2 separate regions of the Homo sapiens genome follow, and region 2 is linked to region 1. A link is a loop called in an ENCODE intact Hi-C map of the cell type or tissue named here. Cell type or tissue: PC-3. All regions are shown on one strand. Links, peaks and the distances in the headings refer to the core of each region. The heading gives the core; the rest is flanking DNA.

Region 1 (16,940 bases), core at 4,176-12,175:
TTCTAATTCCGTGAAGAACATCATTGGTAGCTTGATAAGAATAGTATTCAATCTGTAAATTGCTTTGGGCAGTATGGTTATTTTAACAATATCGATTCTTCCTATCCATAAGCATGAAATGTTTTTCTATTTGTTTTGTGTCCTTTCTGATTTCTTTTGAAGAGTGTTTTGTAATTCTCATTGTAGAGAGATCTTTCACCTCACTAGTAACCTGTATTCCTAGGTATTTTATTCTTTTTGGGGCAATTGTGAATGGGATTGCCTTCCTGATTTGGCTCTCAGCTTGACTGTTGTTGGTGTATAGAAATGCTGGTAATTTTTGTATGTTGATTTTGTATCCAGAAACTTTGCTGAAATTGTTTATCAGCTTAAGGATCTTTGAGACTATGGGATTTTCTAGATATAGAATCATGTGGTCTGCAAACAGGGATAGCTTGACTTCCTCTCTTCCTATTTGGATGCGCTTGATTTCTTTATCTTTGCAGATTGCACTGGCCAGGACTTCCAATACTATGCTAAATAGGATTGGTGAAAGAGGGCATCCTTGTCTCATGCTGGTTTTCAAGAGGAATGCTTCCAGCTTTTGCCCACTCAGTATGAGGTTAACTGTGGGTTTGTCAAAGATGGCTCTTATTATTTTGATATATGTTCCTTCAGTACCTAGTATGTTGAGAGTTTTTAACATGAAGGGATGTTGAATTTTATCAAAATCCTTTTTCGCATCTATTGAGATAATCATGTGGTTTTTGTCTTTAGTTCTGTTTATGTTATATGATGAATTGCATTTATGATTTGCATAGGTTGAACCAACCTTGTATCCCAGGGTAAAGCCCAGTAGATCTTGGTGGATTAGCTTTTTAATGTGCCACTGAATTCAGTTTGCTAGTATTTTGTTGAGGAGTTTTGCATTAATGCTCATCAAGGATATTGGCTTGAAGTTTTCTTTTTTGTTGTTGTGTCTCTACCAGGTTTTAGTATCAGGATGATGCTGACCTCATACAGTGAGTTAAGGAGGAGTTCCTCCTCCTCAATTTTTGGAATAGTTTCAGTAGAAATCGTACCAGCTCTTCTTTGTACATCTGACAGAATTTGGTTGTGAATCTGTCCAGTGCTGTGCTTTTTTTGGTTGGTAGGCTATTTATTACTGATTCAATTTCAGAGCTTGTTATTGATCTGGAACAAATATTTCTTAAAAGAAGACATATAAGTGGCCAAGAAATAGGTGAAAAACGTTCAACATGACTAATCATCAGGGAAACACAGACAAGACTGCAATGAAATATTCTCTCACCATAGTTAGGATGCCAACTATCAAAAAGACAAAAAATAACATATACTGGTGAGGATGTGGAGAAAGGGAACTCAGATGCTGTTGGTGGGAATGCAAGCTAATACAGCCACTATGGAGAACAGTATAGCAGTTTCTCAAAAAACCACAAATAGAACCACCATAGGATCCACCAATCCCTCTACTGGACATTTACCCAAAGGAAAAGAAACAGTATATAAAAGAGACATCTGCACTCCAGTGTTTATTGCAGCACTATTCACAATAGCCAAGATACGGAATCAACATAGGTGTCCAACAACAGATGAATGAATAAAGAAAATGTAGTATATATATAATGGAAAACTATTCAGCCATAAAAGGAATGAAATCTTGTCATTTGTGGTAACAAGGATGAAAGTGGAGGCCATTATGTTAAGTGACATAAGCCAGGAACATAAACACTGCATGTTCTCACTCATATGTGAAAGCTTAAAGCAGCTCTCATAGAAGTAAAAAGTAGAATAGAGCATACTAGAGGCTTGGAAGGGAAATGGGGAGAGGATAATAGAAAGAGATTGGCTGAAGGAAACAAAATTATGACTAGATAGGAGAAATATGTTCTAGTGTTCCAAAGCACCATAGAATGACTATAGTTAACAATAATTTATAGTTTTAAATGGCTAAAAGGATATTGCATTTTCCCAAGACAAAAAAAAATGATAAATGCTTGAGATGATGGATATGCTAACTACCCTGATCTGATCACTATGGAGATTAGGGACAAGTATTGAAACATCACTAGGTACCACATAAATAGTATAATTATTATGTATCAATTAAATTAATTTTTAAATAAAAAAAGATATACTGATAAGGAAGGAAAATATAAAACTTTGTTTGCAGATGACGTAATTATCTATGTAGAAAATTCAAAAGAATCCATTCATTAAAACTGAGACCTAAGACGCAATTACAGCAAAGTTTCAGGATGCAAGGTGTTAAATCAAATTTAGCCTAAAGCTGCCTCCTTACATATTTTAAGTTCAACCTGAAGGTTTCTCTGTACATGAGCTATAATAAGTGGAGATGTAAACAGACTATAGACTACTCTTGTGTCAATTGCCAAGTTTTGGCCAATCACATGTGGCCAGCTTTTCAAACTGTGTTCAAATAAGGCAAACGCCAAGCTGTAACCAATCCAGCTGTTTCTGTACCTCACTTCCATTTTACGTACATTATTTTCCTTTTTCATCCATAAATCTTCTACCACTTGACTATGCTGGATTCTCTGAGCCCACTGTGGCTCAGGAGGCTGCCTGATTCACAAACTGTTCTTTGCTCAAATAAACTCTTTTAAATTTAATTTGACTGAAGTTTTTTTTTTTTTAACCAATGGTTAATATACAAAAGTTAATCACTTTCCTATATACTTGCAATGAACAAGTGGAATTTGAAATTCAAAGCTCAGTACCATTTACATTAGCATCCCCTTAAAAATAAAATACTTAAAAATAAATCTACAAAATATCAGCCAGGAATGGTGGCTCACATTGTAATCCCAGCACTGGCCAACACGGTGAAACCCCATTTCTACTAAAAACACAAAAATTAGGTTGGCATGGTGGCATGTGCCTATAATCCCAGCTACTCAGGAGGCCAAGGCAGGAGAATTGCTTGAACCCAGGAGGCAGAGATTGCAGTGAGCTGAGATTGTGCCACTGCACTCCAGCCTGGGTGACAGAGCTAAACTCCATCTCAAAAAAAAAAAAAAAAAAAAGAAAAAATAAATAAATCTAATAAAATATGTACAAGCTCTATATGAGAAACACCATAAAACTTTGTTTAAAAAAAAGAAAGAAAGAAATTGGGAGATATTCCATGTTCATGGGTAGAAAGACTCAATATTGTCAAGATGTGAGCTCTTCCCAAATTGATATATAAGCTCAATGTGAGCTTAGCCAAAATTCTAGCAAGTTATTCTATAGATTCTAAGAAACTGATTCTAAAGTTTACATAAAGGGGCAAAGACTCAGAATAGCCAACACAATATTAAATGAGAATAATAAAGTTGGAGGACTGATACTACACTACTATAAAATGAAAGGAATCCAAACAGTGATAGTGACAAATAATAGACAAGCAGATGAATGGAACAGAATACAGAACTCAGAAGTAGACCCATATAAATATAGTCAACCAGTCTTTGACAAAGAACAAGGGCAATACAATGAAGAAAAAATAATCTTTTCAACGAAAGGTGCTGAAACAACTGGACATTTACATACAAAAAAAATGAATCTAGAAACAAGCCTTACACCCTTCACAAAAATGATCTCAAAATGGATCACAGACTTAAATGTAAAATGCAAAACTTTAAAACTCCTAGAAGATAACATAGAAGAAAATCTAGACAATCTTGAATTTGGCAATGACCTTTCACATACAACACCAAATGCATAATCTGTGAAAGAAAGAACTGATAAATTGGACTTCATTAAAATTAAAAATTTCTACTTAGCGAAAGACAACATGAAGAGATGAAAAAGACAAGTCATAGACTAGGAGAAAGTATTTGCAAAAGACATATCTGATTAAAGACTTTTATCCAAAATATGCAAAATCTTAAAACCACAACAAGAAAACAACGTGATTTAAAAATGGTTGAAAGACCTTAATGGACACATCACCATAAAAGATATACAGATGGAAAATAAGCATATGAAAAGATGCAGCACGACATATATCATCAGACAAATGCAAATTAAAACAACAATAAGACACCACCACACATCTGTTAGAATGGCCAAAATCCAGAACACTGATACCACAAAAGACAGATGAGGATATGGAGCAAGAGGAACTCTCCTTCATTTCTGGTGGGAATGAAAAATGGTACAACCCCTTGGGAAAAACATTTTGGCAGTTTCTTACAAAACTAAAACTATTCTTACCATACAGTACAGCAATTGCACTCTTTAGTCCTTACCCAAAGGAATTGAACACATATCCACAAAAAAACTTGCACATGGATGTTTACATCAGCTTTATTCATAATTGCCAAAACTTGGAAGCAATTAAGATGTCCTTCAGTAGGTGAATGGAAAAACTATGGTACATCCAGACAATAAAATATTATTCAGCACTAAAAAGAAATGAGCTATCAAGCCATGAAAAGACATGGAGAAACCTTAAATGCACATAACTAAATGAAAAAAAGTCAAACTAGAAAGGCTACATGCTGTCAGTTTCCAAGTATATGAAATTCTGGAAAAGTTAAAACTATAGAACAGTGAAAAGATCCATGGTTTCCAGAAGTAAGGGGTGAGGGAGGAATGAATAGGCAGTGCACAGGGAAGATTTAGGGCAGTGAAAATACTGGGTATGGTACTGTAATGGTGGACACATGTCATTACACATTTGTCCATACCCATAGAATGTACAACAACAAGAGTGAACCCTAATGTAAACTACAGACTTTGGGTAACAATGATGTGTCATTGTAGGTTCATCAATTGTAACAGATGTACCACTCTGGTGAGGGATGTTGATAATGGGGGAAGCTATGCATGTGTTTAGGCAGGAGGTATATGGGAAATCTCCATACCTTCCTCTCAGTTTTACTGTAAACCTAAAACTGCTCTAAAAAAAAATTTTTTTTCAAAGTAAAAAATAATAACGGCCAACATTTTGTCAAATTTGATAAAAACTATAAACCAACACATCTAATATCTCAGCAAACCCCAAGCAGAGGAAACATAAAGAAAACAACATCCAGTCAAAACTATTTATAAAGGGAACCAAATCAGTCTAAACCACTGATAAAGAGGCCAGATGCAGTGGCTCATACCTGTAATTCCAGCACTTTGGGAGGCCGAGGTTGGTGGATCACCTGAGGTCAGGAGTTCAAGACCAGCCTGACCAACATGGTGAAACTCCATCTCTACTAATAACACAAAATTAGCCAGGCATAGTGGTGCACACCTGTAATCCCAGCTACTCGGGAGGCTGAGGCAGGAGAATCGCTTGAACTGGGGAGGCGGAGGTTGCAGTGAGCCAAGATCACACCATTGCACTCCAGCCTAGGCAATAAGAGCGAAACTCTGTCTCAAAAATAAATAAATAAGTAAAAAATAAAAAACTGATAAAGAGAAAATCTTCAAAGTAACACATTACATAGAGAGGAATAAGAGAAGGAAGATAGATGATTTCCCATCAGAAATAGAAAACAAACAGCGAGAGAGACTTAAACGTATTCATATCAACAATCACATTAAGTATAAATAAATGGTCCAAATATTCCAATTAAAAGGCAGAAACTGTCAGATTAGATTTCTAAAAAGCAAAATGCAACTATGTGCTCCCTGTAAGAATCACATTTAAATATATACACATAGGTAGGATAAAATTGAAAGGATGAAAAATGATAAATTATGTTAACATTATTTTCTTTAAAAAACTAAGTGGCTATATTAGTCCCACAAATAAGCAGATAAGAGTAAAAACAGATAAGATTCAAGACAATACTAGTTGGTAGGACTCAATTTTTATGGTTTATGTCTTTTTTTATACAGTAGATACACAAACAGAAACTCCTACTTTCTTGTGTATTCTGCTCTTGGTTTTGAATATTTCTTATTCAGTGCTTCCTTCCTGCACGAACAAACAGCATCAAGTACTGTTCATTGTTACTTATAAGAGAGGTGCAGTGAGCTTCAGCCTTCTTCATCAACTTAATGTAGAAAGTCTCATTTCTAAATATCTTCCTTGGATCTTTTTGCTAAAGGGTACACGATTCTAAGGCACAAACTTCTGCACTGCCTTGTCTTACTGGAATCCTCTATCAGAAAGGAAGCAAGTACAGAGGGAGAATAAGGCTGAAATTGGCTCTTTTATTAGCTGCCTTATCTATCAGCTAGAGAGTCTAACAAGCATGTATATCAATTTGGGTTCTTTTTTCAAAAGCAAAAGGGGCAAATTCCAGCTAAATTAAGCAAAAAGAGTAAGTTTATTGGAAAAATGCAAAGTAGTTTACAGAATCAGAAAAGAATTCCAAAAATCAGTCCTCAGGATGACAACCAGGGCACTCCTGAGGTATGGGAAGGAGATAGTAACAGACTTTTCAAGGCAAAACAATGGCCCTCCTCAAAGATGCTCACATCCTATTCCCTAGGACCTGTGAATATTTCATATTACATAACAAAGAGTGATTAAGCTTGCAGATGGAATCAAGATTGCTACTCATCTGACCTTAAAGCAGAGAGAGTAGCGTGGATTCCCAGGTGGGCTCAATTTTATCACAAGGGTCTTTAAAAGTGGAAAGGGGAGGCAGGCGAGCTGAGTCAGAGGAGAGGTGACGATGGGAGCAGCATCAGAGAGGGGCCCTATGAAAAGATTTCATCTGCCTTTCAAGATGGAGGAAGGGGAAAGGGGCCAAGGAAAGTAGGAGGCCTCTAGAAGCTGGAAAAGACAAGGAAACAGCTTCTCCTCACAGCCCTGCCAACACCTTAATATTAGCTCTGTGAAACCCCTGTCCAAATTCTGACCTTCAGAATTATTAATATAAGGCAATATTTATTGTCATGTTTTTGTAAGCCACCAAGTTTGTAGAAAGTTGTCACAGTAGCAATAGAAAAGCGGTAAATCAGGATGAATCAACTTCAATCAAATCCTTTGGGTTGTTCAGTACAGAGTCTAAATTCCAGGGAGAATATCGGATTGGCCTAACCTTGATCACATGACTATTTATTGGGCTGAGAGGGTTGTTATCTTGATTGACAGGGCCACCAAGATGAAAAAAATATTCCTCAAAGCAAAAGCCAAATCAGAGTATGTTACTAGAAGGGGCAATGGGTGCAATATAGGCAAAAACAACAGATGTTTCTACAGTGGAACAGACTTTCATCTTACCCAGAACATTCCCCCACAGGCAACACAGAGATAACCAAAGTTTCACCTGACTTGCCCAAGATTTTACTCCTTAGAAACAAATAAAACTACAACTATCATTAAAAGATCAAATCTGTTGAACAGGTATTTCTCTAAAGAATAATAAGAACCATGAAAAGATACTTAACATTGTAACATCTTTGCATTAGGGAACTGCAAATCAAAATCATAACAAAATAGTACTGCATGCTCATTAGGATGACTATAATCCAAAAGAATAAAAAAGAAAATAACAGGTGTTGGTAGGGATACAGATATAGAGAAACTGGAGCTCTCATGCCTTGCTGGGGGGCATGTAAAATGATTCTGCTGCTTTGGAAAACAGTTTGGTGGTTCCTCAAAAAGTTAAACATATAATCCAACAATTCCACCCAAAAGAATTGAAAGCAGGGTCTAGTACACCAACGTTCATAGCAGCTTTATTCACATCAAGCCAAAGGTGGAAGCAGCCCAAATGTCTACTGATGGATGAGTTGATACACAAAATGTGGTATATATATGCAATGGAATATTATGCAACCATAAGAAGATATGAAGCTCTGATGAAGCCAGACACAAAAGGACAAATATTGTGTGATTCCAGTTGCATTAAGTACCCAGAATAGTCAAATGCATAGAGACAGAATATAGCATAGAGGTGAACAGGGGCCTGGGGATGGGGGAAATGTGGACTTTTTGTTATGGGTACAAAGTTGTTTTTGTGATGATGAAAAAGTTCCAGAAATGGACAGTAGTGATGTGTGCACAACATTGTAAATGTACTTAATGCCATTGAATTATACACTTAAAAGTGGTTTTAAAAATCAAATCTGCATGGCTTATAAATGATTTCATTCATTTAATTATCAAATGTGTATTGAATGCCTCTACTAAATACTGGAGGTATAGTGGAGAGCAAGACAGGCTTAGCCTGTCCCCTAGAAGAGAAGGCAAGTCAAGTTTCCAGGGTGAAAATCTGTGTGTGTCAGCAGGACATGTACGATGGAAGAGGATGAATGTGACTGGAACACTCAGATATTTAGGGAGAATATTGCAAGGAATTTTAGGTGTGTCCTACCGGTCAATGATTAGTCACTGTTCTTTGCATTCCTTTAAAGAAACAGAAACACTCCATTTGCCTGCATGCTCCTGTTAGATATAGTGAACTCCAAGTTTCTCTTCAAAGAATCAGTATGTCACTATGTTCAGCTCTCTTTTTTTTTTGTTATACTTTAAGTTTTATTCTTTGATTCTCCATTTTAAACTTTAACTTTCTGGTTCTCTTCACCCGCTTGCCTCCAGTTTCAGTAAATAACTTCCCCGCCAGTTCTAATCAGTAGTTCACATCTGTTCCCCTGGTCACTTGCTCTGACCTGAATCATCCTGAGTTACCCGTTCTGTAACCGCCCCTCCCACCAAACTACTCACCCTGCCACTCCAGGTCATACCCCTGCTCTCTTTAAAATAGCCAGTGGGAATTAGCTTAGACTGTGCCCTCCAACCCTAGCCGATACTGGAACGACACGGCAGTAGGGGGAATAAGAACCCCCTCCCCTCCCTTGTCCAAATGTACACTTGCCATTACTCCATCCACAAGTTGCACCCTTCTCCAGAAGTAAAACTTGCCTTGCTGAGAAAATTAAATTTCTGTTCGAGTGCTATTTCTTCACCACACAGAGGAACAAGCATTTTGTTGCTAACACTCCTTAAAATCAGAGTAGGCTTCTGCTACTTTGTATCCACCATGATGTGCTTTGCACAGTATGTGCTCAGTACCTGTTTTAGAATTGGATTTGGAAGGCTGAAATGGGAGGATTGCTTGAGCTCAGGAGTTGGACACCAGCCTGGGCAACACGGTAAAACCCTGTCTCTACCAAAAATACAAAAATTAGCCAGGTATGGTGTGCACCTGTAGTCTCAGCTACTCAGGAGGCTGAGGTGGGAGGATCCCTTGAGCCTGGGAGGTGGAGGGAGGTTGCAGTGAGCTGTGGTCGAGCCACCACACTCCAGTCTGGGCAATGGAGCAAGACCCTGTCTCAAAAAAAAAAAAAAAAAAAAAAAAAGATTTGGATTTAATTTCCAACTAGAATCATTGGGGAGGGAAAGGGAAAAACTTTCAAACGTGAAAAATTTTTTGAAGTACTAGATTCTAACACTTCTGATTTGCTGGACTTCCACCCTACATATGTACCAAGGGTCCTCATGTGTTTTACTCCCTAGGCTGAGACTATTTGAGGAGAACATGGAGATCTTCATTCCATTTGGCAGTCCACTGCCTAACTGTTCCTCAAACATGACTCATGAGCAGCAGAACTTTTTTTTGCTCCTGGCAAAATGACCCTCTAGGTACTTCAGTGAACAGATCTCTAATTAGATTCTCTCTTAACAGTCCTTGTAAAGTTGGAGAGGGCTCACCAAGTAATTGGAAAAGTAGTTTAGACTCACAAAGGAAAATAGATTAGACATGTTTTTACAGTGTGCCTCTCAAGTCCAGCTGACTAATTTGCAGTAATTTTCTATTATTGTTTTAGTCTAGGTTTTCCTATTGGTTAAATTTAACTGAATGGGACAAACGAAATGAATGGCAAAGATGCATCATTTACTCTGGGAACCCTGCCTTTAATACTGTTTAATAATTTAATTTGTAGATGGTTAAATTATGTAAATTCCAAGAGGTGTAAAAGGTTCTGAAACTTTTGCTTCTACTGGGCTTTTTAACCCAAAGAATCAAAGGAAAGTTTTGTGACACAAATGACAATGACTTTATGCATTTGTTGTTGCTGCCGTTCTTCAACAAGGTATTAAGAGGCCAGCCATTTCCACAGTTTGCAGATATCAAATATGAATCATAACAGGAAAGCCCACATTCCTCTGATGTAGAAATAAATAGAAAGTGTGTAAGTCTTTCTACCTCTGCTCCATGTCTATTTCCTGATGGGCTGACTAGTTGGAGAGCAATCCCTCTGGAGCAGCTAGACTGACAAACTGAAAAAAATTAGTTGCTTTTATTTGTTTACACATTTTGCCATGGGAGTTTCCAGCAAGCATGTACAATAATAACTTGATAAGTAAATTATGCACTACATCTTATTTCAATTTCTTCTAAGTAAGTTCAACAGAGGAGCTTTCCTTGTTATCCTAAAATCATAAAATGGTAAAACATTCATTTCTGGTATACTTTTTGCTTTCTTTTATTATTCTGTGAGACAATGGCACTTTGTTTTGACAGATGTGACTGAAATATCCTGGCACAGTTGCAAATCAGATTCAGACCAACTAGTTGTAAAGCAAATAGCCAGATGATAGAATGTGTTATTAAGTATTTATGAAGTAATCTGGGAGAACATGCAGCTGGTCCCCTGCTCCTTAATAGATGGAAGAGTTGCCAGTATATTTCACTGATTGATTACATGAATTTCCTTGTTACAATGCTGTATTAAAAAAACGGGATTCTAATCACCTGATGCCTTTTCTCTCAATAACTGTCTTTCTGGAATAAAAAGGGTGCCTATTTTCCTACTAACAGCAGAAACAGCATTTGTTCCAGAGAAATTCTAAATAGACATATATTCAAATATAGATTGTATTCTAGAATTACTTAATTAGATTTGCCTCACTAAGAACTTTGTTTGAAATGAATCATGTTGTCAGTAAGTCACTATATGTAAGTCATAGATCTAGCTATTCTTTAATATACTGGGAAGATATCTTTAGATTTTTCTCAAAAAAAAAAAAAGTCAGCTTGTTTTCCCTGAAATACTGCATAAGCTCAAATGAATGAACAGAATTACATAAGCCTTTTCAGATAAATTTACTTTGAAGCCGAGAATATGTCCAAAACATGTTAGTCCAAAGCTGAACAGTATTGGAAAGTTCCAGTGATTATAAATAGAATTTCTAAATTGAAAATGTCATTTCAGCCTTCTTCTCCACCTCACTGCTGTGATTCTAATAATTGCTCTTGTTGCCTTAATTTCCTTTAGTACAGCGTGACCATTTCCTAGGATCATTGAGTACCGTGTGATCTTTTTCAGTTATATTCAGTAGCGTCATAAAGATTATCTGGTAGGGAAAAACACATACTCATAATATGAATAACTTTGCATAGGTGACCTTTAAAACCACTGGTTAGCTTTCTAAGACACCAACACCCGCAGTAGCAATGGTATCCTTGAAGCCACTTGAGGGTTCATTCCAGTGGTCATTTCCCCTTGCACCTTGGTATAATCTACACAGTAGTATCAAGGTGGGCAGTCTACAACCACAATTATTACAAGTAGTAATTATTCTGATGTACTGCTATGAAAAATTAAATATAGATTTGAAATTTAGGACCTAGATCGGGACAATAAAAATAATCAACTCAAATCATTTCTTTCAGCAAAGCCACAAGTGAAGACACATAACTTTCTCAAAACCCCAGGGCTATTTGGTTGCAGAGCTTAGAATAGAACAGGCATCTCCTACATCCAAGGTCAGTGTTAGACAGGCTACAGCTGATGGTTTTGACTGACACTTATAGAATAAATTATTCTGGAAATATTCTTCTACCATGACTATACTATCAGCCTCAGTATACAGTAAAAACAAACACACAAATATATGTTTAAATCACCGAGAAACAAGAATGGAAAAGATTCATTGTTTACTTCTTGTCAGCCTGAATTTTTATTACAGAAATACAGAAATGCTCATTAATAACTTTTACACACCAAGTAAACTCCAAAAACAGACCAAATAGCTGGTATTTAAGTCTGTTGCTATGTGTCTCTGAATAAGAAATGAGGACTTTTGAGTGGAATAACATAAAAGGATTTGTCTGAAAAGTCTGAGCCCTTTTACTTCACCTAGAAAGGAGGCCAGTGTCACACATCTATGGAAAAAATAAAAGTAAAAAAATTACACAGGAATAAAACACATTAATATCTTCTTCCTCAAAACTACACCAGTCAATAAAGAGTTCTTCTTTGGGTATATTTTCAGAGGATTTTAAGAACCTGCAGCATGAGAACAGGACCAAGCAGGTTTGAATAATTCATTTAAATAAAATCTGTGTACCCACTAATTCTCAGCAATACCTATGGGATCATTTGTATTTCCAAGTGCTCTAAGTTCATGTGGCAATAACACAATGCTCATTTGTTTATGATGGCCTCATCTGTTTTTAATTCTCCAGGTTTATGCTCTCAGGAACAATGCCAATATCCTATTCTTTTCTAAAAATTAACTTCCCTTTTCCCATTTCTTAAAAGATGTCTTTACTCATTCATTTATTGCAAATATTAACACCATCCAGCATTCTCTCCTTCATCAGCCCAATTCTTTAGCTCCAAATACATATTTTTCCGTCAGAAAATATACCTGTTTCCTCTCAAGGCCACCCCTGCTCTCCTGTCACCTCCCCCTCTCTGCCTTCTCACCATCTTCACCTTCTGTTCATTCATTCAACAAATATTTCTCTTCAATCACTCCATAGATTCTTGCCCCGCAGCCCAAAAATATGTTCTGGTTGTTCCTGAATGGAACAAAATCTTTACTTGATGCTAATGCCTTTTCAGGTTCTTTTTCAGTTGCTAACTTTGCCAGGCAAACTGAACATATCTACAAAAAAGTATATTACAATAGAATGCTTCAGGTCAGGGGGAAGTGTTCAAAATACACTGTATTTTAAAAGCAAACACAAAATAGTATAGATAGCATGATTCCAATTTGTGAAAAACGTGTGTTTGCAAAGGAAAAGGCATAAAACAGTGTGCACACATACCTAAGCAAAAAGAGATAGGTTCTCTGAGTAATAAAATTACATTTGATTTTTATTTCCTTTTCTTGTGTATTTTCTAAATTTTCAGAATTTTATCCTATGAATACATAATATTTGTAAATTGAAAAACCTTGAAATGAATGCTACTGATGGATTTGCTGAATGAACCTCTGTGCTCTGGTTTGATTCACAAGGCATCGGGACTCTCAAGGGCACTTTTATCTGCAGGGAATCTGCAATTCCAGGTGATACCATTTGGATATTTGTCCCCTTCCAAATCTCATGTTGAATTATAATCCCCATTGCTGGACATGGAGCCTAGTGGGAGACGTTTGAATCATGGGGCCAGATCCCTCATGGCCTGGTGCTGTCTTCATGATAGTGAGTTCTTGTGGTCATTCAAAAGTGTGTGGCACCTTCTTCCCACTCTTGCTCCTGCTTTAGCCATGTGATGTGTCTGCTTCCGCTTCACCTTCTGCGTAAAAGCTCCCTGAGGCCTCCTGAGAAGCTGAGCAGATGCTGGTGTCATGCTTCCTGTATTGTCTGCAGAACCAAGAGCCAATTAAACCTCTTTTCTTTATAAATTCCCCAGCATCAGGTATTCCTTTATAGCAGTGCAAGGATACTCTAATACACTAGGTCCTTCCCTTCTGTCCTCACCTCTCCCCCTTCTCTCCCACCAAGTGGGGACTCATCTCTCTCTCCTCTCTCTCTCTCTCTCTCTCTCTCATCTCAAATGGAGATGTCCCCAACTGTACTGTCCTCCATTCTGCTCCTGTCACTCTTCATTGATCTGTAAAGAATGACAGAATTCTTTCTTTATAACTTCAGCTATGACTTCTGTATAGATCCATTCTAAACATTCATTTCCAGCCCTTCACTGGATATTCCTCTCGAATGCTTCATTCAGCATTACCTCAAATTCAACATTCCAAAAATCTACTTCATCACTCCCCTCTCTTCCCAACCCAGTTCTTCTCTTAACCTTCCCTGCTTGTGCCGACGGCATCATTCATCTCGCAAAGATTATCGTTGAGGCTGCTTCCTTTTCCCTGTGTATTTTGCCAAGTGTTATGCATTTTTCTCTTCTTCTTTTGAATAGTCTTTTATGCTTTTCTTTCCATTGCCACTGCCACTATCTCAATTTGGGCCCTTCTCACTTTGTGCTTGGACTCCTGAAATCAGCCTTCTTAATATTCTCAACACCACACCCTCGACTTGCTGTCTCCCAAACACAAGTTGTTTCTCTCCTTGGACTCCACATCACCAGAAAGCTGGTGATAGTTCCTACAACATCACATGAAAGCTGGTTAAGAATGCAGAGTCCACTCCATCCTCTGGTACAGCCTCTGCATTTTAACAAGCCTGCTAGGTGATTCATGCATCCACTGATGTTTGAAAAGCACTGGTTTGTTTGTACAATGATGCCCACCCTTCTAAAGAGTCTTTTCTTATCTAGCCATATTCTCCCATCTCAGAGCTGTCCTTCTGAGGCTGTTCCAGTCTGACTTACCTGCTCTCATCCTTTACTGAATGCCTGTTGCAGGTTTCCTCTCATTTTGGTGCTTAATCATCTGTTTCTCTTTTCTCGAATGTGTCAGCCTTCCCCAGCTAGATTGCAATTGCCTGAGCAAAGGCTTGATATGATTTTTCTTGTACACCTTGGAAGATGATAAATGCTTATGGATCAAATATATTGGTTCAATACTTTTTGGGCTGAAATTCATTGAAGTGTTTTCATGTTTTAGAAACATTTGATTTTATTTATACCACATTCTACTGCCTTTTTAAAGCTTATTCCCTGCCTCAGAAGAATTCAGTGATATATTTATCTCCCTAAATAAAGTGATGGAAGTATTTTTACTTGTAGCAGGTTTTGCAACAAGGAATCGCTAATATTCATTGATTGTAGCAGGTTTCGCATGTACATGATTTTAGCATGTACTTGTAGCAGGTTTCGCAACAGGAATCGCTAATATTCATTGATTTCTATGTTCCAACCATTTTTTGGCTTACTGTATTTTTAAACCTTGCTACTCAGCTTTGAAATGTGTGCAGTTGTTTTCCAGCTCCATTTTGCAGATGGAGAAAACAAGGCATAGAGAGGTTAATGATCTTGCTAAGGTCACACAGCAGTAAGTGGTGAAGCTAAGATGGGAACCCACAATGATTATTAACCATTAGGTATACAGTCTACTTAATTTGCCCATATAATTAACATGCACTATTGATTCCAATTAATCAGAATAACAGGGAAAAGCCAAGAGATGTGAAGATTAATTACAGAATGCCTGTAAGACATTTTATTTCTTGAAAAATTAAATAGGTATAAAACACACTCCAGTTTGGGAGTGTTACGGAATTCTTCTCCATCGCTATTTACACATGCATGTGAATCTGTAAGAGCAGCTCCTGTCACTTTTATCATAAAGATAGAAGAGTTAAATGATAATCATTTCTTTGCAACCTTCAGGATCTGCTGGTAAGTTCCTGCCCTTGGGTAACTGATCTTTTACAGAAATTTTTTTTTCTGAGAAGCCTATACCAGAATAGTAATGTGTTGACTGAAGTGAATACCCTATGATGATTTTGTGATTGCTAGGAAATCTAAAGTAACCCAAATCTTTAGCAACAAAATTAAAGTTGGTAAGAAGAAGGTGCAAAGGTAGAGGAACAACCCGAACTGCATCTTCACACCTGAAGCATTACCGAAGCAGCAACGTAAACATTCAACTACATTCTATAGGATTTCAGAAGGAACATGTAAAACAATCCCCTTCATAACCACTGTATTTCAACAACGTGTGTTCTTTCCAAATAGATCATCCCACAGCAGGAAATGGTAGATAGGAAAAGCGGAGGTTCTAGGGAGGAGGCCAGCCTGATGTTGAATTCCAATTAACCTCAGGCAAGTTGCTCAGCTTCTAAGAACACCTGGTTTCTACTCTGGAACGTCAGGATAGAAGATCCCTCTTGCAAGGCTTTCTAAGAATAGAATAAATACAACATATGTAAATTTCCTGGTTTACAGGAGGTGCTCCAAATATTACAGCTAGCATTACCACTTCGAGCCCAGCAGTTACCAGAGTACTGCTGATTACAAATAGGAAAAGCAGTGCACTTTCTAAAAATGTACCTGCGGCAAACTTTAATAAACAAAATCCCCAGTCATTTCAAAAACAGGTAATTAGCAGATAAACTAAGAAGTTCACGGATAAAGAGACTGGCTGCAACAAAGAATTCTCAATAATTATAGGTTAGAATGGATGGGTGTTAAAGGCTTATCACAGCAATGCAGAAAAGGTACTGCCTGCTCGACTCCATGAGCTCTCCTCATTTTCTGTATCCTTTTCTAGAAAAGTTTGTACCCTGGTACTTAATACAGGAGTTATTAAGAAATAATTTTTAGGCAGCTATATAGGGTAAAGTTTCTCGGTGGAAACTAACAGAAAGGCGGCTTAAAGAGCCAGGCCAGCAAGCTTTGATATGCAAATACCAGCAAACAGAAACTGGGTCTACCCAACATGGTGATTCCCGCCATCTTCTCCTTGTCACCAGGTGTGGCAAGTGTCATGGCCACCCCGACATAACAGTATGTGTTCAAAACATCATGGCGACCCGCATTTGCATAGTAAAGGGCTAAGGTGGGAGGGCCAGATTTTTTCAGGGCTACGTGAAAGACACACATGGTTTAACCAGTCCCCTGGGCCTTATGCAAACTAGACACCACCTCCTTCAGCCTCCCAATATAATAGACCGCCCTTCTGCCGCACACAAGGTTTCTCTTTTGTCCAAGCCCTCCTCCTTTGTCTCTGTACAGGGGAGCTGTTCTCTTCTTTCTTCTTTCTTTCTTGCCTATTAAACTTTTCACTCCTCAAAACCACTCCACGTGTGTCTGTGACATTAACCCTACTGAAGCAAGACCGAGGACCCTGGTGTTCCTCCAGTCATCAGAGCTGTATCAGTACCAAGATTAAATTTGTA
Region 2 (16,940 bases), core at 3,491-11,490, 200 kb before region 1:
GAAAACAAACAAACAAAAAATGATAGCTGAAAGGAATGAAAGAAAAAAATTTAGCCTAGAGTTCTATACCCAGCAAAATATTTTTCAAAAACTGAAGGTTTACAAAAAGACTTACAGACCAACAAAAGCTTAAACCTGCGATGAAAGAAACTTTAAAGGAATTTCTTCAAGCAGAGGCATAACGCGAGGTAGAAATTTGAATCTACACAAAAACATGAAGAGTGTCACAATAATAAAAGTGAGAATGAACATAGAAGATATTTTTTTTTATTTTCTGACCTTTGTTATAGTTGGCAATTGAAAGCAAAAAAAATGAGTGCACTTTAGGGTTAACAACATTTGCAGAAGTAAACTATATGACATTTATAGTTAGTTCAAAGGATGGGAAGAAGAAAATGGAAATATACAGCTGTACTGTTTTCTACGCTAACTGTGACATAGTATAATATTATTTGAAGGTAGACTGTTGTATGTTGAAGACATATATCAAACCCCTAGAGCAACCATTAAATAAAATAAAAAGGAAGGATAACTAATAAGCCAATAGTAGAGCTAAATTGGAATTATAGAAATTCCTCAATTAATTCAGACTGCAAGAAAAAAGAAAAAGAAAAGAAAGATGAGGTAGGAAAAATAGAACAGTAATTGTAGATTATTAATTTAAATCTAACCACATCAATAATTGCATTAAGTGTAAGTGGTCTAAATTCTAAAATTAAGGCGGAGGTTAACAGACTGGAGTACAAGAACTCCTCCTCAAATTGAAAGATATGGATTGGTTAAAAGCCAAAGGGTGGAAAAATATACAGCATATAAATACTAATCAACAAAAATCTTAAGTAACTTAATTAGTATTAGATACAGTAGACTTCAGAACAAGAAATATTCTCAGGGATTGAAAAAGATCACAGCATTAGAATTCATCAAGAAAAATTAAAATTCTAAATGTGCATTCACCTAGTGAAGGAGCTTAAAAACACATAAGACAAAAAGTGAGAGAACTGAAAGTAGAAATACACAAATCCACAAATATAAATGGAAATTTTAATACTCCTCTCTCAGTACATGATAGAATGAATAGAAATTTAAAAATCAGTAAAAACATAGAAATTCTGAACAATATTATCATCCCATTTTACCTAACAATCTACCAATCAACAGCAGGATATACATTATTTGCAAGTGCACATGTATCAATGTTAACCATATTGTGAGTCATAAAACATGATTCTACAAAATTTTTAAGTCACACAAAATATATTCACTGAACACAATAGAAGAAGCTAGAACTCAATAAGAGAATAATATCTCAAAAATCCCCAAATGTTTGGAAACATCATATTTTCAACTAATTCATGAGTCAAAGAAAAAAATGGCAAGGAAAATGTGAAATGTTTTTAAAGGATTTGAAGTGAAATCACAACATATGAAGATATAATGAATGAAACTAAGACAGTCCTTAGGAAGAAATGATCATATTAGAAAAAAAAAACATAAGTTTTCAAATTAATGATCTAAGCTTCCATCCTAAGAAACTGGAAAAAGAAGAACAAATTAAATCTAAAGCAAAGAGAAGAAAGGAAATAATAAATAAAAATAAATCAGAAATCACTTAAATAGATGACAGAAGATCATGAAGAATCTCAAAGCAAACAGAAGCTGATTTTTAGAATTCTTTGATATCAACAGAATTGATAGACCTCTAGCACAAGTGTTATGAAAAAGAGATTATCAATATTGGAAGCAGAAAAGTAAATAACACTGTTGATAAAACAGATATTGAAAGGATAATAAGGACACTTTACTAATAACTTTATGCCAATAAATTTGATAAATTAAATTATGTGGACTAATTCACTGAAAGATATAAACTACCAAAGCTCAAAAAAGAAACACATTACTTATTCCTATGTTTGTTAAAGAAATTTAATTTATGGTTTAAATCTTTCCCACAAAGAAAACCAAGATGGCTTTACCAGTGAATTCTACTAAGCAAGAAAGAAAAGAAAAGAAAAGAGGAAAGAAAAAGAGAAAGAAAGAAGAAAAGAAGAAAGAAAGAAAGAAAGAAAGAAAGAAAGAAAGAAAGAAAAAAGAAAGAAAGAAAGAAAGAAAAGAAAAGAAAAAAGAAAAGAAAAAAGGAAAGAAAAGAAAAAAGAAAAGAGAGAGGGAGGGACAGAAGGAGGGAGGGAGAAGAAAAGAAAAGAGAAAAGAAAAGAAAAGAAAAGAGGGAGGGAGGGAGGGAAGGAAGGAAGGGAGGAAATCTGCAGATCATCCCTCATGAAAATAAGTGCAAATATCTCAACCAATTAACAAATCTAATCCAAAAGTGTACAAGAAGGCTAATATATCATGACCAGATTGTTTTTTCCCAGGATTCAAGGTTGGTTCCACATTCAAAAATCTATTAATGTGGTACATTATGTCAACAGAATAAAAAAAAGAAAACTCTATGATGACTTAAGCAGATGCAGTAAAAGCTTTTGAAAAAATACAACACCCATTCACAATAAAATCTCTCAACAAACTACAAATACAAGGGAACAGCTTTGACCTGATAAGAACATCTTTGAAAACACTGTAGTTAACGTAACACTTACTGATGTAAGTCTGAATATTCCTCTCCTCATCCCCCTACCACCAAAATCAAGAATAAGACAAGAATATCTGCTCCAACCATTTCTGTTCAACATAAGAGTAAAGGCCCTAGCCAATATAGTAAGAAAAGAAAGATAAATAAAAGACATACAAATTGGAAAGGGTGAAATAAAATAATCTTTATTCACAGACAATATTGTCTACTTGCTAAGAAAAAATATAATATGTAGCAACAAATAATTTGATGTTGAAAAATAAAACTATTATAATAGCTTCAAAAAAAGAAATAATTAGGTATAAGTATATAAAAATAGGCATAATAGCTATATTATCAAAACTACAAAACACTGATAAAAGATATCAAAACAGGTCTGAATAAACAGTGAGAAATACCATGTTAATGGAGTGGTAGACTCAATATAATTAAGATGTCAATTCTCCCTAACGTATCTAGAGATAAAATACAATTCTAATCCAAATCTGAGTAAAATTTTTTAAGAAACTTAAAAGCTAATTGTAAAATGTCTACGAAAAGGCAAAAGAGCTGAAAGAGCTAAACAGTTTTGAAAAAGAAAACAAAGTTGGAGGAGTCACACTAATTGTTTTTAAAATGAAGTACAGTAAGACCTCACTTAACACCATCAATGGGTTCTTGAAAACTGAGACTTTAAGTGAGATGATGTACAGGAGGTCCTCAAGTAAGATTGTTTCATTCTACATTGTTTTGTTTTAATGTTGATGTGGGAAAAAATTAGTTTTATTATAATACATATTGTTTCACTTAAAGTTGTTGTTTCCAACAACCTATTGATGACCTTAGCTGAGGACTTACTGTTTCAAGAAGTCATCAAAAGCAATATGGTATTGGAAAAATGATAGACATATATATCAATTCTATAGAAGAGAGAGTCCAGCAATAGATATCACATTCACCCACTGTGTTAGTCTGTTTGCTATATATACCTGACACTAGTTAATTTATAAAGAAAAGAGGTTTATTTTGGCTCACAGTTCTACAGGCTGTACAGGAAGCATGGGGCTGACATCTGCTTCTGGTGAGGTCCTCAGGAAGTTTACAATCACGGCAAAAGGCAAAGGGAGAGCCAGTGTATCACATGGTGGGAGGGAGCAAGAGAGAGAAGGGAAAGGTCCCAGACTGTTTAAGTAACCAGATCTTGCATGAACTAACTAAGCAATAATTCACTCATCACCAAGGAGATGACACTAAGCCATTCACAAGGGATCTGTCACCATGATCCAATACCTCCCACTAGGCCTACCTCCAACATTGGAGGTCACATTTCAATATGAGATTTAGAAGAAACAAAACAACCAAACCACATCATTCTGCCTCTGGCCCTCCAAATGTCATGTTCTTCTCATATTGCAAAATAAAATCATCTCTTCCCAATAGTACTCAGGAGTTTTAACTCATTCCAAGGTCACTTAAAAGTCCAAAGTCCAAATTCTCATCTAAGATTCAAGGCACGTTCCTTCCAACTATGAGCCTGTAAAATCAAAAACAATCTATTTACTTCCAGGACACAATGGTGGTACAGGCAATAGGTAAATACCGGCCTTTCTTCCTATCTCACAAACTACTTGCTCCATCTTCTTTGCTGATTCTATTATCAACCTCTTAATATTGAAGTTCCCCAGGACTCCATCCTGGGTCTTCTTATTGATAACAATTTTTTTAACGATCTCAAGTTATCTCATGTTTTAAACATCATCTACAGGCTTCTGATTCTCAAATTTATATCTCAATCTGGGTGTCTCCTAAACTTTAGAATTCTATATTTATTGCCTTATTCAACATCTCCACTTGGTTGACTAATACACGTCTTAAAATTAGCATCTCCAAAGACAAACTACTGGTCCTGTCTCCAAAACCTGCATTCTAGGGGCGCCTCCATTTCAGTCTATTGAAGTCCCTCCCTTCAATTGACTGAAGGCCAATCAATTCAGAACAGTCCCTTATTCCTCACTCTCACAATCCTCTCCAATCTATCAGCTTGTTCTATTGTTTCTACCTTGAAAATACAATATCCACAATCCAACCTCTTCTCACAATTTGTGTTGCTACTACCTACCAAAGCCATCATCATATAAGGGATTTCTCCTTTTTTCTCTCTTGCTCCAACCCTGCCAATATATTCCCCACACAGAGCTAGGAAGATCTTATTAAAACAATTCAGAGCACTTGCTTCTTATGCTCTTCCAATAACTTTTCATCTCACACAGAGAAAAAGGCAAGGTCCTTAAAATGACCTTCCATTTCCTTAGCAGGTCAGTCCACTCTCTCTTTATTAATACTGTGTGCTTCCTCTTGCTGCTGTGGTCTCTCTAGCTGATGGCTGTTCTAGAGCCATCCCTCCCCAGGGCCCTTTTGTTTCAGTTCCCCATGCATAGAATACTCTCTTCAATGATATAGTGCTCACTCTCTCAAATCTTCAAGTCTGTTCAAATATTATCTTTTCAGCAAAGCTTTCCCAGGCCCTATAACACCCCATAATACTTCCCACTTCCATGTTCTCTTTTTTTATGCTCATAATACTTAATAAACTATATTCTTATTTATCAATACATATTCATATAATACACTCACATGTACAAATACATGCACATATATATTTTTCTTTTAATGATTTGTCTCACCTCAGTACTATTGTGTACAATCTATGTGGACAGTGATAATTTACCTATTTATTTACTGTATATATTTCTGTATTATCTATTTATTTACCATATTTCATATATTTCTGTATTATCTATTTACTGTATTTTCTATATTTCTGTATTATCTATTTATTTACTGTATATTTTCTTATATACTATTATTTCTACTGTATATCTCTAATACAGTAAATAAATGAAATTATTTACTTACTATATTTATTTATTTACTGTTTATTTCAAGGATTATTTTACTGTATATTTCTATATTTATCTATTTATTTACTGTATATTTCAGCCATCAGAAAAGCGACTGGTTGAGAATAAATATATAAGAAATAAATAACTGAAAGACTCCAACACTTTTTTCCTGCAAGATCTGAAAACATTCATAGATACACCAAATGAACTAGCAATCCTAGTCTTCTATTTAATAAGTATGTAAGGAACATCTGAGATTTAAAACTTCAGTTTGTTTCCACAATGCAAATGTGTGATTGATTTCCCCCTCACTTTTTTTTCACAGAAGTTTCTAATTCTATGAAACTTTTTTCATATATAACACCATGCATACAAATTTGACCGAACCAATGGCGAATTTTCTTCAACAATTTTTGGCTGCACTAAATTTATACTAAGTCTGAAAAGAAAGAATATCCTTCGAATGACTGAGAAAGTCTTATAGGTTCATTATCCTTTATTTTGGAGAGGTTATGTTAAAAAGAGGATGACATTTGAAAGAAAAGCACATAATATAATATCAAAGTGAAATATGGGAAACTACTCATTCGTAGCATGTTACAGATTTATCAATAATTTACAATTGTATTTCTTCATCTTATTGTACTTCTCTTAATGAAACTAATTCTCTTTATCTCTATTTTTATGAGTTATCATTAATATCAATGGACTCAAATTGCGATTTAAATCTACAGTTTAAAAAATCATATAATGAAACTGAGGAGGATTTATGCTTATAAGACAGTTTTACAAGTTTTCCCATTCCCAAAAGAATTGAGTGGAATCTGTAATGGGTAAAGAGATCTTATTAATTTTGTCAGATTTTTTTCTTGTCAACAGGAATAATGTAAAAATGATTTTTTATGGTTGAAGTTACCAACCAAAACTTATTAAAAAGTGGCTCATGTGTGAGAGTGAGCCATCTAAATTAGGTCAGGTCAAAATGATACATCCAGTTATCTCATCCTGACTTCTGGACTTGCAGCATAATAATTCATGGAAACATTCTAAATGTGCGCTCATAAGGATGATCTCGAAATTCAGAACAGCATCTTAAAGTACAAGAGGTGGAAGAGAATAAATTGGAACTCAGGATGGGTAAAAAATATATTTGTAAACCCTAAAAAAGCTTTCTATTTTAACTTACTTCTAAAGAAGAAAGGATTAAAAAGGTGTTTGTCTGTCAAATAACTGGTAGTTTTAAGCACAATTCAGCAAGGAAAAGTTCTTTTTAAAATTTATTTTAGTATCCTTTTTTATAAGTTCTTTTCAGCAAAGTGTTTTTCATGTTGTAGAATGTATTAGGTTTTCTAAATGTATTGTAATGAGAAAATTATAAGTTGTGTACTATTATTAAAAGTTATTAACTATAGCAATCAATAAATAACATTTTAACATAAAGTTTAATCATGGAGTATTTATGTTCTCTCTGGCCCTAAATTTCTTCAATTTGCATAAATATAAATTACAATATGAAGACTACTGGCCAATTATCTCTAATGTTGAAGAGGAAAACAAAGCTCATAAACACATATTGGTTAAAACATAATATAATGTCAGGAGGCCCCAAAAGGATTCATGATGGAAACTGGACTCGTTCCCTGCTCAGTACATATTAGGTATCTACGAGCCTAATGAGGAAGGTGAAAGGCTGGAGACTCTGAACGAGGTAAGATAGAGACAGTAAGATGTGTTAACAGAGGTGAGTAGGAAAGGCTCTATCCCAAAAATAAGTGACTGAATGATGTCAAAGCTCAACCAAGAAAGAAGAGCAATCTTTTGAAGGTGGCATTCTGACCTAAAATGTCAATCCTATTTTACGTCGTCCTACAATCTCCGTTCATTCCATTTATTTAGGGACTTGTTACATGTCTAAAAGTTCTCTTTTAAAATCTGAAGCTTCTCATTAGGGCTACACATTAAATTTTGATCAACAAGTTCCAAAAAAAAAAAAAAAAAAAAGAATTCATGTACAGCTCTCTGAGGGAGAGCAGGACAAAGTGAGAGGGAGGTGCAGCTTCCGTTCAGAGAAAGGTGCCTCCCATCCCCGGCTCACCAGGTTTCCCAGGGATAACGTCCGCCTCAGCGGGTCACAGCAGCTTTGGGAAGCATTAGAGACCTGTATTCTTTTGTTCTATCCAGTAAGGACACTGAGACTCCAAGTCATCTGCCTGTTACTGAGCCTATCTTAGGTAGCTCAAATGCTTTCCTTAGTGACAATTTCTTCCCAGCCCAGACCGTGCATCTATGGTTGGTGGTGTTACTGTCCTCGGTACCATTCTCCCGCCAGCAGGGGGCGCTGCTTCGCTTCTCCCCCCCAACTGCTGTAATTCTGTCCCTGCTTTCTGTCTCATCCCGCCCTCCTAAGTTCATCAGGTCCCTCATGGCTCCCACATGCCACTCTGACTCTTCCAATCAGATATAACATACCAATGAGATACCGAAAATATTCTTTTCAGACCATCAATCAAAGTTGCCGTCCATGTTTCAACTTTGGGGATTCAGTTCTCTCCTACCTCTGGGGTAAAATTCCCAACGAATCCAAAGCATTCTTCCTAAAGGTGGCTTTGTCTTCTCCTCACTCTTTTGTCATCTTACCATTGTCTCCAACAGACTAATCAACAGTCTAAAATCCTGTCACTTCCCAGGAAGCACAGGCCAATTTGGCTCTCGCTTGCGGGACACTAGCCTTCCCACTCAAAGCTTACGGCACAGATGCCAAAGGCTGCCCAGTTCGGAACCATACAAATAAGAAGCACAAGTGCTATTTCCAAAGGTCCAAAACACAATTTGCTCTCATAAAAAGTATAACCACTATTCAAAAAACAGTGAGGGGAGGTTTCAAAAAAACTATTCTTACTTTCTGAAGTAAAATAATTCATACACTTGGTCAATTAAAGCACCTGCAATCCCAGCTAATCAGGAAGCTGAGGTGGGAGGATTGCTTCAGCCAAGAGTTCAAGAGTTCAAGACCAGCCTGGGAAACTTACTGAGACCCTGTATTTTAAAATATATATGTGTGTGTGTGTGTGTGTGTGTGTGTGTGTGTGTGTGTGTTAAATTCCAACATAAGAAGTGAAAAATAGAGTCCTGAATCCCATACAGCTATCGGGATGCTTCTCAGACCCCAGTACCATGGTCATTTTGACAATATCCCCAATCAGTCTTTACACGGAAACAATGTTAGACACCAGCAGGAAGGGTGCAGCCAATGGAAGTTGGAATCAAAATAGGCCGGGGCTGCATCCGCTCCTCTACCTACTAGCTGTGCGACCTTGCACAAGTTTACCAGTCAAGTGTGAGAATTGGATCAGGTGGCCTCTCTGATCTCTTGGGACTCAACAGACTCCAAGGCTCTTACCCCTTCCCCACATGGGAACCAACTAGCAGATGCTCCCCCTTTAAAACGTGCACTTTTCTCTGGTAAAATAGCATTCTCTTCTTCTCTAAAAGAAGCTCAGTCAATAAAAATACCTACTCCAGAGACTGAGATGGGACGGGTCACGTTAATCATTTCTCCCTGTGTATCAGATGGGAAAGCTTTTTATTAGGGATCATTTGCCGGTGATTTCCACAAGGAAAATAGGGCTTTATTTTACTACAAACTATAGGTAAAACTCGTGATGAGAATTTGGGCCATTGGCCATTTGAGACCCTGATACAGGTCAACCTTCCTGGAATTCACCAGCTCATTACCATTAGTACTAAAGCAATAAACACTCACACACCACAAGCTCACCCCAATTAGTATAACTGCCTAAGAATTCTTTATCTTGCTTGATTAGTTGCATGATGCTCAACGAGTCCATTGATCTCACTCTGCCTCAATTTCTCTGTCTCTAAAATAGGGTGCTTCCCTTTTTAAATCCTTCCATTTTACCCAACTTAGGGCAGGGTAAACTGATAATGTGAGTTTTCAGATCAACGGCTCCCTGCTTTCCTTCAGTTGAACTGGAATTATCCAACTGCTAGTAACACAGTTAAACTGAAGTTTCATGAATACAAAGTTTTATACAATGAGCTATTTTTTTTTTAGTACTTGCTATGTGCCAAGCACTTTTCTAAAAGGTTTACATGTAGTAGGTCCTATAATTTAAACAACAACCCTGCAAGGCAGGGATTATTATCACCTCTATCTTACAAATGAGAAAAATGATGAACAGTCACCACGCCTACTCCAAGCTGGAAGACTGGGGAGAATGATCATTAAAATTCAGCTGAAAATTATTTTTACTTCAGCTTGCTTCCAACGAGCAAAGAAATGGTGCAAAGGTTACATGGGCATAAGACCATTAAAATGGATATGGCCCCTGTTGACCCTCTAGGTCCTCACAGGGCTCTTGGAAACGTCCCAGGTCAGTGAAGCTGGACTACAGGGCAGGATCTGCTGTGTGCAAGTCATGCAGGCCCACGAGCTCCCTGCTTACAGCCAGAGTCTCCTTTCCACCATCTACCTGAAGTTCTTCCTATACCACCTTGCATGTGTCAATGTTCACGCCATCTTTATAGCCCAAGTCCACTGCAGGCATGACCATAGCTCACCCGAGAGTAGTGTTTGCTTTCATCACAACACCTAAAACAAATGGGGCAGGGCCTGAGCTGGTTGTTTAGCTTGGTGGTGAATGAGCATGGTCTTTGGAGCTAGACTTTTAGGGTGCAAGTCCTGATTCCAGCACTTTCTAGCTGTGAGACCTTGTGTAAATTGCTTAGCAGTTGTATCTCTTCGTTGGTTCCTCATCTATAATGTGCCTAATTATTGTCAGGATTAAATGAGTCAACACATATGAAATACTTCAAAGAGTGCCAGGGCCATAGTAAGCCCTCAATAAATATTAACTCTTACCTTTATCACTATTATCTCTTTTTTTTTTTTTGCTCAGGCTGGAGTGCAGTGGTGCAATCTCAACTCACTGCAGCCTCCACCTCCCGGCTTCAAAGGATTCTCATGCCTCAGCCTCCTGAGTAGCTGGGATTACAGGCACATGCGCAGCTAATTTTTGTGTGCGTTTTTAGTAGAGATGGGGTTTCGCCGTGTTGGCCAGGCTGGTCTCAAACTCCTGGCCTCAAGTGATCCACCCACCTTGGCCTTCCAAAGTGATGAGATTACAGGTGTGAGCCACTGTGTCTGGCCACTGTTACCTTCATCATTGCTATGATGTTCTTCTCCAGTTCAAATACAAAAGCTTTTCTGTCCCTGTCATTCATTCATCCAGAAAAGGATATTTGTGTCTATTACATGTCAGGCACTCTAGCAGGTATCAGAGATTAAAAAAATAGAAAGAAAGAAAAAGAAAAAAGACAGCACTATTGGTAAGAGTCTACTGAAGAATAATATCAAGTTAACGGACACATATATTATTAAACAATTTTCTTACCCTTCATCCCTCAAAAGCGATCATGCCACTAGCACCAGAGCAATACATCCTAATTATTCAATTACATTCTTTCCTGGAATGGGTTTTTTTTTTCCTAAATCAGGTAAAGCAGAAAGGTGCATTGTACAATTTTTCAAAGACACTCATAAAATTTAATTTGATTACTATGAGAAATATGAATATTCCTTAAAATAAGTTATGTGAAATGTGGCAGGATTGTAGTTCAATGTTTATGCTTCATTCCTACTTGGTTTCATATAACCTACGCACTCTGGGCTCCAAAAAAGTTTTGTTGTTAAGACCAGTTTATTTTATAATCTGGTATTTAATCCAGGAAACTTCTCTCCCACCTGGGAAAGGTTCAGAAAGATTTTTCTAGTGAGATGCCTAAATCAAGAAACCCTGGACTGATTAGCTTAAACTAAAAACAATAGCAGCCCTCATAATCAGGTTAGAGGAAGGTAAGAAAAATTCAACCTCCTATATCAAGTAACAGATCCTGGCCTTGGTTAAAATCCAAATAAAGTAATGAGTAAAGAATCCTCTATTTCTCGGCTAGGGAGAAAAGGCAAGGCAGTGAGTCGCAGCAACACACACACCCAATACTGCTCTGCACTCTTTAGATCCTAATTAGAGAAAAAAAGTGGTTTCCACCATGGGGACCCTGGTGCCGTTAGCCACTCTCCACAACATTCCTCCACAATGACCCAATTCCTCCTGCATCTGTGTGTTGCTGCTCTACCTAATGTATTTTTCTCTCTCCCTCATTTGGCTCTGTCATCTCTCTACGGCTCCTTTTTTTTTTTCCTATCATTAAAAAATAAATTCAGGGCCCGGTGCGGTAGCTCATGCCTGTAATCCCAGCATTTTGGGAGGCCAGGGCGGGCGGATCACAAGGTCAAGAGTTCAAGACCAGCCTGGCCAAGATGGTAAAACCCCGTCTCTACAAAAAAATACAATTATCTGGGCACGGTGGCAGGCACCTGTAATCCCAGCTACTTGGGAGGTTGAGACAGGAGAATGCTTTGAACCCGGGAGGCAGAGGTTGTATTGAGCCGAGATCGCTCCACTGCACTCCAGCCTAGGTGGTAGAGTGAGACTCCATCTCAAATAAATAAATAAATAAATACATACATACATAAACAAATAAAAAATTCAGTGCAATCCTCTCCTGCCCACTACACTTTGCTTATTTCTTATTTCCATCTCATGTGCTGAAACGTACTGAGCATGCATGCACACACACTGAAACACACACAGACACACTCACGCCCAGCTTCCAAAAGATTTTAATACAAATGCAGGTGGTGGCTTTCAAGTCATAGATTTTTGACCCTAGATATCAGGTAACTATTCACTGTGACAAAAAATAAAGGAGATTATTGTGCTAAAACAGAAACAACCTGTTCTATAAACTGATACAGTTTTGTCTGTTTACCTGATTAAGCAGTTTTTATTAATATTCTTCACCTTGATGACTCCTGAAAAAACTTGGGGGGCTAGCCTAATTTAACTAGAAAACTTTTGATAGCAGTGAAGCTCCAACTACTATAACTTGTTACTAAAATTATCATTATAAGCTAAACAATAATAATAATCTACATCATGAAGCTTTTGATGTGAATAAAAATTATTACTATATCTAGGTTATTAAAATATTCCCTGCATATTTTAATGCACATTCAAATCTGTAAGATAAATGAAAATTGCAACCAAACAGACATGTGATATGATTTAAATTAAAACATAAGAGCATAGAGCACAGTGGGGAGGAAGGGATGAATACATAGAGGAGGGAATGTTTTGAAGACAGTGAAGCTCCCCTGTATAATACAGTAGTGGTGGTTATATGTTCATTACAGATTTGTCCAAACCCACAGAATGGACAAGAAAAACCAGGAGCGAATCCCAGTGGGAACTATTGACCTTGGGTTATAATAATGTGTCAATATAGGTTCATTGATTGCAACAAATGTACCACTCTTGGCTGGGAGTGGTGGCTCACATCTGTAACCCAGGACTTTGGGAAGCTGAGGAGGGAGGAACACTTGAACCCAGGAATTCAAGACCAGCCTGAGCAATTTACAGAGACCCCCATCTCTAAAAAAAAATTTTTTTTAATTAGCCAGAAATTTAAAAAATTAGCCTGGCATGGTGACACACGCCTGGGGTCTCAGCTACTTGGGAGGCTGAGGTGGGAGGATCGCTTGAGCCCAGGAGGTGAAGGCTGTAGTGAGCTGTGATCACACCAGTCCACTCCAGCCTGGGCAAGAAGGGAGACCCTGTCTCAAAAAAAAAAAAAAAGCAAAAACCAACAAAAAACAAAGACACCACTCTGGTAGGGGATGTCAACAGTGGGGGGCTGTGCATGTCTGGGGAGGTTGTGTTTGTAGGTATATGTGCATCTTTGTGCCTTCTGCTCAGTTTTGCAGCAAACCTAAAACTTCTCTTTTAAAAAATCTATTTAAAATGGAAAAATGAGGCAAACAGGCCAAGAAAAGAAACGTTAAAAAAAAAAAATTAGTAAGACCACAGAGAAAGTGTGCTTTAAAGTATGCCACTGTATCAAAGAGTAGGCACACCAAGTCCAAATATAAACCCAGGAAGGAAATTATTTGAGTCAGGCATATGTGCAGGTAGCTGCTTATCTCTGAGTTTCTCCACCTTTGCACTGTTTCGCATTCGAGATTATTCTTTATATGAGGAAATTTTCCTGTGCCCCTTGAGTGACTTTCCTTCTGTTATCCACTGCCAATGATCAGAAAACCTCTGAGAAAACAGAGGTAGAAAACAACAGTAGAAAATGAAGAAAGCACAAGACTCCCTCATTTCATCACCTCCAGCAACTTCATAAGAAGTCCTGTAATTATAACATTGTAAGATTTGAGATGAAGCAGTCTAATCCCTTCTTTTTAAAATGAGACATTGAAGGCGAGAGATGCTAACCCCCAATTACCCCTCCAGAAACAGATCCCAATTCATGCCCAAGGAGTTCAGCTCAATATTCTCTCAAACAGGTCATATTGCAACATGAAGAAGAAAGAAAAAAGGAATTAATTTAATAGAAATGTGCTTATGGCTATTTATTAAAATGTCTATTAAGTATTGATAATCCTGGGTCTTGGCTCCAGCTCCCCATATGTCCGCCCCATTCGATCCTTAGCTGACCACACCCACCACCTGCCCAAATCCAAGACTCCAGGATGACAGCTCTCCAGAACAACAAACTTCTGTGCACAGTGAATATCTCCAGTACTACATGCTTGATATATTCAAAAATAACCTAATTGTCTTATCTGGACTCAAATCTATTCCTGATCCCCTTCCTGCAATGATGGCCCCACTAGCCACCCAGCCACCCAGCCAGAAGCCCTCCAGAGCTCTAGGCCCCTTTCGTCCCTCAGTCCCCTCCTTTACTTGCTTCTCCTGCCCTGTTCTTGCTCCACCTAAGCATCTGCCTCATCTAGTGCTTCCTTTCCGTCCCACACAACTGCCTTACCCCAGGCAGGCTCTCATCATTTCTCATTTGCAGGCTGTGGTAACTTTCCCATCATTTTTCTCTGATCTCCACATTCCTTTCAGATGATTCTTTCTGAAACACAAAGCAAATGTTGTCGCTTCCTTAAAACCCTTCCATGTCTCTCCATCACTTTCAAAACAAAGTCTCACACCCTTACTTCCCATGCAAGGTCCTGAATGTGTGAATCCTGCATTCTTCTTCAGCCTCGTTTTGCACTGCTTCTCCTCCCTCGCCTATGGGTGTCAATTCTCAGCTTCTTAAAATTTGTTGCAAGATACCCTAACATGACCCTGCTCCTTGGTGCTTACTGGAGTCCATCTACCCCTCCTGCCCTGCCCCAGATCAACCGAGCTGAGTCCTCCCCACTCTTCAAGGCTCAAGTCACAAGTTGTCTTTATTCTGTGGGACCCACATAGGAGTTAGTCAGAGTGATGGGATGGCCCCAGTATCAGGATCTTATAATCAGGGAGGGCTTCCTAATCTACATCTCCATGAAAGCTGTGGTGAAATGGGTGGGAAAAGCAGGGCCAAATCTCCCTCCCAGAGCCAATCACTAACCCGTGAGGTTTAGCTAATTTGCATGTAGCCTCCTTGGGGACGAGTGAATGACAAGCCCCCAGGAACCACTGCAGAAAGAACCTTCTACACTATAGCAGATTGGAGTCCTGAGATCCACAATGGTGGGCGTTGGTCTCACCACACCTGTGCAAGCTGTCTGTTCCCTCTTGAGCACTTGTGAAGGCTAGTGCATTGCAGAGGCTCTCTGGACCTGGCTCTGAGAGAAGGCTCATTCTAAATCCAATGGCCTGCACAGGCAGGCACAATAAATGTAAATAATCTGGAAAGGCTAAGCCGGTCGAAGCCAGCCAAGGGCATGCAGCTCTTACCCCACTAGCTTTGATATTTGGGGTTGCCCATCCCCTGCACCCTTCACCCTGAAGGAATTCACTGTTCTCCCCCACCTCCTAACACCTCCCAGCACTTCTAGGAGCTCCTTAGAACAGGAGTTGCTTTACTTAGTGCCTCATGAATAATAACACTTAATAAGTGTTGGCTGTGTGAATGAAAACATTATAAGAAGTGCCACTTCCAGATTCGGTGATTCCTCGCTGTTTTGAAACCAATAGCTAAATGTGTTTTCTTTTGTGCATAACGTTGAAACTGCTGTGACAAATACCAGCTAAGTTTGTTATATTTAATGCCTCCAGGTAATAATTTCCTCTCCTAATTTTTTTGTGCTTGTTCATCCTCTGAGTCATCGTTCCTCCCTCATTTCTTAAAAATGTCTTTCTGATTCTGCTTCTAAAGGTTGTTTAAAATCGAAAGGCCGATTTAATGAAATAACTTTATGTGAGACAAGGAGCTGTTTTGCTCATTTTTCAGGGGCTGGCACCACCACACAATACTCTCTTCAGACTTTCCATTTTCATTAAACAATTACATTTCAGTTGTTTGAGTCTCATCTAGTGTATGTGATCTTTTGCAAAATTTTAACAAATTCACCAAAATAATTGCAATTTCTTCCTCCTAATTGTAAGAGTTGAAACCTACAAGTTTACCAAAAGTGGTCTTCGAAAAATTATTAAGATTTTTCAGAATTTGCATTTTTCCCAAATACTCAGGTTTCTAAGGATTGAAAACAAGGAGATAGGAGAAAAGCATCATGCCATATTCATATATCACACATCCCCTTCTGCAATTTAGTTTCAAATCTACAAGAGAAATTATTGCAGTAGGTGGCATGAAGTTAATCTCTATTCATTCACATTTGCAAAAACACCACACATGATCAGACTGCTGAATGAACTTGCATTCACAAATTCAAACCAGGGATGATCCATCTTGAAGATGACATAGATACCAAAATCCAGGCAAGCAAAAGTAGAGAACAGCAAGGCATTGATCAAAGGAACCAGGTATTATGTTTTACTATATTTTAATTCAGTGACCACTAGGACTAGCGGTAGATGCTAAGCTACCTAGATAAATAGACAGGTAGGAAAATAGATGTTTTAAATAAAGGAACAAAAGGTTAAGTAAAACTGACAAGCATGGCAATAGAAAGTCATATTTATTCTGATTTTTAATTAAAACTATGACCAAAATAATAAATGTTCTCCTGTGAATTGGGGGGTCTAACATACATACAATTATAAATGAATATTAAAAGGCTTTGGGTTGGTATTTCCTAGTATCTTTCCTCTTACATCATGCTAGTCTAAAAAGTACTATAATAAACTTCACCAATTTAGTGAAAGTTCTCCCCCTTGTTCCTTTTTATAACTTTGCAGTGACTATAAATAAAGGTGAGGAACAAAATCATTATTTTTGAGTAAAATGCTAACCACATTAATTTGCAAGTCTGATTGGTATCTCTTTCAGAAAATCACAAGTAGTATAAATAGCATGCAATGTGAAATTGTCATAGTAAAAACTGCATACCCTTGCTTAATCTATATCTATCTCATTCAGAGATAAAGTTACTGTATTATGCTTTTACGATAATCACTAAAAATTATATTTTTGAATGGTTT

The links. Hi-C counts contacts between places; a loop is a spot of excess contacts. Peaks named below come from ENCODE experiments on the same cell type or tissue, not always from the same donor. Only the 100,000 strongest peaks of a DNase experiment are listed, where the experiment ranks them.
Region 2: it touches region 1 in a loop (4-fold over the local background); 5 of 110 quality-filtered maps call a loop at or near these places.

The regions. Positions count from the first base shown.
Region 1 is chr18:2,294,498-2,311,437 of GRCh38, forward strand. No RefSeq gene overlaps it. Among named protein-coding and RNA genes, the nearest start is that of METTL4, 270 kb to the right of the region's middle. In PC-3, for the core only: no CTCF peak of the experiment used is centred there; DNase peaks (open chromatin) are centred at 8,234, 8,554, 9,504 and 10,094; H3K4me3 peaks cover 2,537 bases; H3K27ac peaks cover 4,163 bases.
Region 2 is chr18:2,097,259-2,114,198 of GRCh38, forward strand. LOC105371956 (a long non-coding RNA gene) reads right to left here. Exons shown (of 3, transcript XR_935087.3): 2 at 14,386-14,478. Among named protein-coding and RNA genes, the nearest start is that of METTL4, 470 kb to the right of the region's middle. In PC-3, for the core only: a CTCF peak has its summit at 7,818 (motif pointing right); a DNase peak (open chromatin) is centred at 7,813.